Regions from separate parts of the Homo sapiens genome. Here region 1 is linked to region 2. Evidence: chromatin loops called from intact Hi-C (ENCODE). Cell type or tissue: heart right ventricle. All regions are shown on one strand. Links, peaks and the distances in the headings refer to the core of each region. The heading gives the core; the rest is flanking DNA. Region 1 has its middle 6.6 kb from the start of RAP2A. Region 2 has its middle 70 kb from the start of LINC00456.

The links. Peaks named below come from ENCODE experiments on the same cell type or tissue, not always from the same donor. Only the 100,000 strongest peaks of a DNase experiment are listed, where the experiment ranks them.
Region 1: it touches region 2 in a loop (3-fold over the local background); 32 of 110 quality-filtered maps call a loop at or near these places.

What each region holds. Positions count from the first base shown.
Region 1 is chr13:97,425,360-97,429,757 of GRCh38, forward strand. No RefSeq gene overlaps it. Among named protein-coding and RNA genes, the nearest start is that of RAP2A, 6.6 kb to the right of the region's middle. In heart right ventricle, for the core only: no CTCF peak of the experiment used is centred there; no DNase peak of the experiment used is centred there.
Region 2 is chr13:97,107,837-97,112,234 of GRCh38, forward strand. No RefSeq gene overlaps it. Among named protein-coding and RNA genes, the nearest start is that of LINC00456, 70 kb to the right of the region's middle. RefSeq lists a silencer at 2,167-2,346. In heart right ventricle, for the core only: a CTCF peak has its summit at 2,248 (motif pointing right); a DNase peak (open chromatin) is centred at 2,225; H3K4me3 peaks cover 504 bases; H3K27ac peaks cover 1,317 bases.

The sequences.
Region 1 (4,398 bases), core at 78-4,077, 320 kb after region 2:
TATTTGACCCTAAAACTGGAAATGTATTAATATAGATCATTTTTATTGAAGGTTTTCTTATTTTTATTTATCTTGTATGTATTTATGAAATGTACTTTAGTCCTTCTGGAATCAAGTGGAGGAAAAAAACAAAATAGATATGTTAAAATAGAGATCATAAGACTAATGGAACAGACTCCTTGTGGCAATAAAGTACCAAATAATAAATGAGACCTAAGGCCATGCCAGAAAAAGCTGAAGTCACGTACCCCTACCCTTATAGAATAAACTATGCTCTAATTGCCACAGGTTTTTCTTATTCTCTAGCAGCTAAACAAGCACTGGCCTCAAGATAAGCAGTATTGAAACAATCGTAGCTCACTGAGCACCAGATGCTGACTAACTGACCCCTCTGTTCCACAAGCCACAGCTACAGCTTTGATTGGATAAAAGACTGATTTCAGTAACTTTCTCCTGATAAGAGACCACTGACCATCTTCTGGTTCTGTCTGGTTTACAGAGGCTGAGCACTGAGTGCCTTCCTGTCCCTGCTTCACCTTTTGACATATAGGGCTTAATTGGAATGCATTTAAATGTGAAGTCTGCACCCCAAAGTGAACAAGGGATGCATGTAACATCCATGTTTGCTTACTATTCATGCACATGCCCCCTCTTCATGGATATGTATAGCTCCTCCTACAATCTGTTAAATAAATATACTTGGCCAATCCATTCAGCATAAATTCCTATCTCATCCTCCCTTGAATAACTTGCTTTTGGTCTCTGCCTGAGGTTACACTTCCCAGCCAGTTAGGATGGCCACCCTGCTGGCTGCAACTCTTGGTAAGAAATAAAGCTCTCCTCTCCAAATTTATAGATTTCATGATTTTAAGTTGACAGGTAGATGGTAGACATTGAAACAGAGAGCTAGTTAATGTTCGCTATTTCTATGTTTGTGAGAGCCAACATTTAAGGAGTATTATACAAAGCATGGTTAAATGTCTTACTAAGCCTCAGCCCAGCCTCCACCCTATCAATCACATATCCAGATAGAATCCTCGGGCTTAAGAGAGTCTACAGCCCTAATGTAAAGAGCAGCACTGAGCACTTTGAAACTCTGCAACTTTAATATAAAAATCTTAAGAATCATAACCTTACAGCACCACAATTTGTCCATTTTAGTTCCTTTCACTTTGTCAGTGTGCAGTATAGAACTGACTTAATCCATTCCAGCTTTGAAACTAATTGTTGCTTATATAATTTAATTACATTGACAGATTAATATTTCTTAGGTAATTTACATGCAATGTTGTATCTTTTCATTGGAAACATTAGTTTGCATGGAAAATGGCCAAAATCTTTATTAAAAACCTAACACCAGAGACCAGTCCCCAAAAGAATGTAATCAAGACAAAGTATAAAAAAATACTTTAACTTTCCTTGACTACCTGGTACACCAAGGAAATAAAAAGGCTTACTATTTCTGAAATGTCTCCCTCAGCTTCTCTCATTCAAACGTAGACTCTGATCAATTTCACCATCAATGCCATTGCACAGAGACAGCGCTTTGACTAAGTAAACAAGACATCTTTTTCAACTAGTGCAGCCCAATGAATGTGGTTAATAATTAAGTGACTAATATTTTGTAAGGCTGTGTGAGAAGCATTAATTAGGATAATAGTAAAAGATGGTGTACTGTTCTGTGAAAAGCAGGAAACCGATTTTTGAGGAGATAATTCTAGAGAGCAGGATGAGTAACTTCCCTTGACAAGATAACTGGATGGCTGCTGAGAAGAGTTGGATGGTCCTTACACCATAACTCTGCTCTGTCTTCCCCAAGATGCCTCCAAACCATTGCTGAACACAATAATGTGAGAAGCAGAAGAGAAATGGAAGGAATCAGACAAGGCATGCAGCTTCAAAGTTTAAAAAATTCTTATAATCTCATAAAAATTAAAAAGTATTTGAAATAAGTTTAAGAATCTAGTAATTGTAAAGGCTGTTATTTTTCTTGTTACACCATGTGGAGTGATTAACCTTATTGAAACAAATTAATAAGTGTATGACAAAAATACAGTGGATTTCCATGGCCTTCTTATACTCGCTCTGGGCACATACTCATGCCATGACTTATCCCCCAATTTAAACTACGTTCTTCTATTTTACTTTCTTCATTTTCTTTTTCATCCAGGTAAGCATAGTTGCATGCCCCGAAGTTGACAGACTGATGGTACAATTTAACTGTATATCTCCTACTTACATTTTAATTGGAAAAAAATAACTTTTACATCAAAAGACTAAAACCTAAGTGCAGAATTTCAGACAACAGTCAGTTGATAGAAGACATGATTTTTCAGATCTTTCCTGGCACTCCTAAATTCCAGGTCTACAAACTGCCATTGACTTTGCCTGTTGGAGACTTACTGTTTTTGAGATACAAGCTTCTTTGGAGATTAGACCAACTTTGGAGGACATTTACATCAACCTCACCTTGATTTGGGGAAAATCCTTATTCCTTTCCTTTTATTCTCATCTTCTCTGTGTTCAAAACCCAGGGTTTTTAGAAGCAACATTATAGTCCACTCAATTGCTCATTTATTTACAAACATTTTATGAATTCCCACAATTGTTTTTAGGCGATGTGCTGAATGCTGGTAAAGCAAAAATGAACAAAGCACTGTCCCTTTCCCCAGTCACTGGAGAAGACAGTGCAATCATGTGTTATTGGTGTTAAGACAGAAGTCTGTTCAGGGTTACACTTGGGGTCACAAAAAGTGAGTGGTAAATCCTACCTCCAGTAATATCAAGATGTGTTCATATACCTACCATAGCTTAATTTAAAAAATTCTTATATTTGTACAGAAAATAGCATTAGAAAAATTAGTACAACCATATTTGACCAGAAACCACATAATGCCTAACAAGTTCTGATTTTTATTACAAATATTTATTATTGTTGCTCTACTATTACATTTGGCACATCTATGGGTTTTTTTTTATTTCAAAAATGCTTTGCTAATCTGTAACTTATTATGACTTACAGCTTTTTTTGTTGAAAAGATTTTCCTACAGGAAGGTACAAAAAGGCATTCTAGTGAAAACATTTTAAATTACACTATTTACCAAAAAGCCTACCTTTATGTATTACTGCTCTATTGAAATTTTTCTTTTCAAACAAATTCCATTCATTTCTACATAATGCATGTCAATAACAGCTATCATGGAAAAATAACAAGCAAAAACTGTTTTTCTACCTGTCTTCATTTTTTGCCACTCCTCATGTTTCCTTCTATTTCTATTTGTGAAAGTTTGAATCCCTCCTTCTTGATGCCCTTAAATCCATAATTACTTCTTATGACAACTCTTTTGACGCCCACATTATAAATTATTCATTATTTTGAATGACGCCTTAATTTCAAATGCACTCTTGTACTCCTACTTTGTCTTCTGTATTTTTCTCCTATATTATTTTTATACCTTTAAATAATCTTGCTTTGAGACTTCTGGCATCTTTCTGTCTTTTTCTCTGAGAGATGCCCCTAGAATGCTGTTGCTACAGGGAATTTAAAAAATCAAGTGATTCTGGTATTTCCCTCATTCACTCTTACTTCATTCCTGCTTTCTTCCTTTGCTCTTCTGGTTCCTTACATCTAGAGTGCTCTCTTCTGCCCCATCTAGCCTGTCCTTTCGCCACTTCCTTCAAAACCTGATACAATATTAATTTGCTTCAGACAACTCTCCTGGACTAACCTACTCCAATTTACTGTTTCTCTCGACCTCTGGGAATGTCAGTAAAAACTATACATTTCATTCTCATTTACTTGGAAAGTGTTTGTTTTTGTAATTTCATTCAGTTATTTAGTTATATATTTTGTAATATTTTATTATTTATATAATTACTATATACCCTTTCTAATTCCTGATTTTTCCTTATTAGTTTTAAGCATAACCATTATTTTATAATATAAACATGTAATTGGTTGCTTAATATCTGTCTCTCCTGCTAGAATACAAGCTCTTTTGGCTAATTGCTTATTGTTTTATCCCCAGAGCCTAAAAAATATACACAGTAATTACTCAATTAATATTATAGTATCTTTGAACTATCGTTCAGATATTAGTGAAATGAAAGTGCTCACAAATGCTTGCTGATTTTTTAAAGCCCGATTTTGGCTGGAATCCCTCATACTTTTTGTTAACAGGTGGGATGTATTTTGCTGTAAGATGCAGAAAACCTTACCAACACACACTTAAATTGAAAGACACCAGCTGTTTACTTAGCCATAAGTCCAAATGTGGGCAGTTCTAATGTTGGTTTGACTGTCCAATGTTGTCATGCAGGACCTAGGTTCTTCCCATCCTCCTCCCTGGCCATCCGAAGTTGCTGGCTTTCTACAGTATTGCACCATAATGTCATAA
Region 2 (4,398 bases), core at 305-4,304:
GGCGGGAGGATCGCTTGAACCTGGGAGGCAGAGGTTGCAGTGAGCTTAGCTTGTGCCATTGCACTCCAGTCTGGGTGACAAGAGGGAAACTCTGTATCAGAAAAAAAAAAAAAAAAAAAGTGCTCCTGGAACATGGGCCAAGTTCATCCTGGGACTTCGTGACAATCCCTCCTGTCCTCTCCTGCCCAAGCCCTCGGGGGCTGCACATTCCTCAGCTGAAGAAGAAACACTGCCTGTTGGCCCAACTTGATTCTTACATAGTTTCTTCTCTGGATGGTATGATATAAAAGTCAAACCACAGAGGTTCTAAGTTAACAGAGAAAATGGTGAAGGGGACCAAAAATAAAGAGAAATGATTATTATTGTTATTATTTTGAAGTGAATAGGAATAGGAGTTTTCTCTGGGCTAGCATGACAGCATTCGGGGGATGGAGCTGGCCTCCTGGTATCTTGCTGCAATATCAGAATGGTGGGGAACCCTTGCCCTGACAGCATCGCAGACTGTCAGTGATCCATCACTGTTTATCATACTCACATTAAATTATGCTTGGCGTGTACTATAAGTCTGGAAACCCTGCCAGATTCGGTCTCTGGCTGCAACGTGGCTGCCTCTGACTAAGGAGGCTTGATGGGTATTTTATCATCTTTTTAGAGATGGACGTCGCTTGGGCCTTCTTAGGTAATGCGAGGTATGGTGTTTCCATGAGACCAGAGTAGCTCTCAAGGTGTGATATTTTTCTAGGGGAAGAGCTCTGGGAAAGGGGCTCATGTATTTTTGGCCCTAGACCTGACTTTTTTTAGCTGGCGAATGTGATAAACAGGCTGAATCCTAACTTTCTGTTGGCTGCCCTGATTCTGCGCTGACTCAGCTTTCTTTGTGGCTTCCTGCCAATGCATGTAAGGTACCATCCAAAGTCTGGGAGAAGATGCTCAGTCATCTTTTTATTGTTTCTAGAGAAATGTCCTTAGTGAACAAATAGCCCTGATTGACAGCCATAAAATAAGAGAATTATATCATATAATGTCTACGGTGCTTTCCAGTGTGTGCATTTTTAAACTTTGAAATTTCCAGTTAAATTGAGAGGGAGAGATGCTTCATAGCCCCACAAGAGGTGGAGAGGGGGAACCTTAAAGTATTTCCTGAGCTGAAGTTTCCAATGAAGCAGAAGCATGTTGTAAGTCAGTATCCAGACTAGACAAGACTAAAGTGTCCACTCTCTTTATATCAGAGAGGAATCAAACTAAAACTTTTTGAGGGAAGGTTCAGATTGAGAGTTAGTCTGCTTAATAAGGGATAAATGACCCCACCAGCTCATTAAGTGGAACCTCAGGGACTCACCCTGGAGAATGTACAAATGTGCATCTCTCTCTCCTGGACCCTGATGAGCATAGGATAAACATGCTTAATTTGTAATATTCCTTTCTCTGCAACATAAATGACGTATCTTGGGCAGGCAAGGCTGACCCTTTGATATATTTCACCCATGGTAGGATCTTTAAAACATGAAAGTTTGTTCAGAGACCACAGCTCTAAGCCTGTAGATCATTTTGGAGAGGATGGAAGCCAGGTAGCCTTTGGCAGGGCCCCTGGCATGCTTGGTGCTGTCTTGCTTGATGAGAAATGTGTGGTTCCACCGCCGGGGGTGGGCGGGGGGATTATCCAACAATTTATTTCTACACAACAACGGCACATGAAAAAAAAAAAAAAAGGCTTGGCTCAGAATGTGAGAGCTGAAATGAACCTTCAGGGTCACCTCCATCAACCCCTCTCTCCGCAAACAAAGAACACCAGGACCCCACACGGCTAAGTGGGTGGGTCCCGCTCCCATAGCTAATTAACGGCAGACTCAGGTATAGAAACCTGGTATCTGTAATCAAAATGGCCCTAATTCAAAACCTGGTCGGGCCACTCAGTAAGCCATGTTCCCCTCGGTAATTTATCCAGTCCCCCCTGAGCCTCACTTTGCTCCGCCACAAAACAAGAATGACCCTCCTTGCTTTTTAGGGCTCCTCTGCAGATTAAATTCATTAGCACCTCGAACGTTGGAAAGACACAATATTTTCTTGCCCTCCCCTCCTCTTATCAGCTTGAATCGATGCGTCATGAACTCAGTGATTTCCTCTTCGCAAGCCTGCTCTGGATGCAGTCTGGTGTTACATAACCGGCTGGCTGAGGACGCAGGTCCCCTGGGCGCTGCCGGCGCGCTGTGACCAGACACGCGGGCGCGGGTGGGGGGTTCCGTCCAGCAGAGGGCGGCAAAGGACGCCCGGCGCGGTCCCACGGCCCTGCGGGCGAGCAGCAAGCTACTGCGTTCCCTTCGGGAAGGCCTAATGAGCTCTTCCTGCACCGTGTTCTTTTCGGTAGAAGCATTTTTCCTGCCTCACTTAAGTGAGTACACAGTGTTTTGGCAACTGCCATGTGTCCATATTTTTTTTTAGTTTTTGCTTTGTTTGGTTCTGGTTTACTTGAGGGGCGCTCATGACATTTGCTAAGCATTTCCACGCTTATGGTCTTCTCGCAGTTTGATGTCTCCAGTGCCCCAAAAGGAGTCATTTTTATTCCCAATTTACAGATGATGACGGCGATATTCAGATAAGTTTAGTGACGTGGCAGAAGCAGATGCCCTTTCTAAACCAAGGAAGGGGCTGGGATGAGGAAGGGGAGGTATTTAATTTGACCGTTTCTGCCTCCTTCTGTCAGACATATTCGACAGGATTTATTCGGTGCTTGAGGTAAGTCAGGTACTTTTGTAAGTGCCTGGGAACATGAAATAAAAAGGAGGTGGCAAGTCTTCAATTTAATTCGAAAGACTGCATAATTTTTTTGACCTCTGAAAGTGGTTTGGGAGGAGGTAGAGGCTGGGTTTCCTGCAGTGTAGACAGGGTCTGTTACACCCGCTCCCTCCCAGAACTGCTGGATCCCAATCTGCAGTTTCACAAGCCCCCAGGTGACTTATCCACACACTTTAAAGTGTGAGATGCGCAGCCCTGGAGGGCACCCAGGAGCTCCATTCAAATATTTGGAAGGCCAATATTTGAAAGAGTAAGTGTATTTGTTTTGTTTTGCTCTAAAAGATAGGTTTAAGTTTAATTAACATAAGCCACAAGAAAACGAGATTTCCAAATCCTGTAATGAACAGGGGATTTGGAGTCGGGCCTTCTCCTAAACCTTACTAGCTTGTTACTAGTTGCCAGGTGAGTTGAAGCTGGAGGGACTTGGCGAAACTTCTTCTCTCTGATTCTTATGACTCCTAAGATGGGAATGTTGTTCTCTAGCCCCCACTGGGTGACTGCTGTTGGCTTTTCCCCATCGAATAAGATAGGAAATTTGAAAGTTGTAATTATTAACTGCCCGGGTCAGAGATAGAGCGCTCTGCTCTGTGAGGTAGTAAGTGGCTCTTCACACATTGAGGGACAGTGCAAATGGAGGTGGGGATGTATATTTGGGGCTCTTATGAAATTCAGTATGGTTGGGGCATGTAGTGGGGATGGAGGTGGAGGTGAAGAATGCGAGAGCTGATGGCACAATTAGGACTAGAACCCAGAAGTTCACTCATTTCATAGTTATTGTGTTAGAAGTAAGAGCAGTCCCCACAATGCCCCACCCTTAGTTTGGCTCCCCCGCTCCCCCCGCCTTACAGACAGGGTCTTGCTCTGATGTCCTGGCTGGAGTGCAGTGGTGCCATCATAGTTCACTGTAGCCTTGAAACCCCCCTGGGCTCAAGGTGTGAGCCACTACACCTGGCCTGACGCCTTAAAACTAATGCTAGATGACATCTGCTTAGTTGGGAGCATCACAGACCACATACCAGGGGTGTCCAATCTTTTGGCTTCCCTGGGCCACACTGGAAGAGGAAGAATTGTTTTGAACTACACATAAAATACACTAACACTAACAATAGCTGACATGTTAAAAAAATAAAACAAACTCATAATGTTTTAAGAAAGTTTAAGTATTTGTGTTGGGCTGCATTCAAAGCTGTCCTGGGCCACATGCCACCCATGGGCTGCAGGTTGGAAAAGCTTGACCTGGATTCTTCTAGCTAATTGTGAGTATAGGAGAAGGCCGTCTGTTTACTGCTTCTGGAGCCCTCTGCGTAAGTGCAATTAGGAACGAGTGGAAACAATGAGGAGGGGAGCATAAGAATAGCTTGGTTGTGACCACTGGAACCCAAAGCAGCACTTGTCTTGTCAGCGCTGTGTTATCAATCAGGAAGGCAGCCGTGGCTTCTCCCGGGAGGCAGGCACCAAGATGAGGAAGCCTGAAGTTCTGGGCCCTGCAGAGTCCTTTCAGTGCAGGGGGGCAGAGAGAAGGAGCGTGAGGAGACCCACATGGGAGGCATGCAGGAGGCCCTCTGTGTATGTCTATGGAATGGGCCCCTCAAGGAGCCGCTAAGC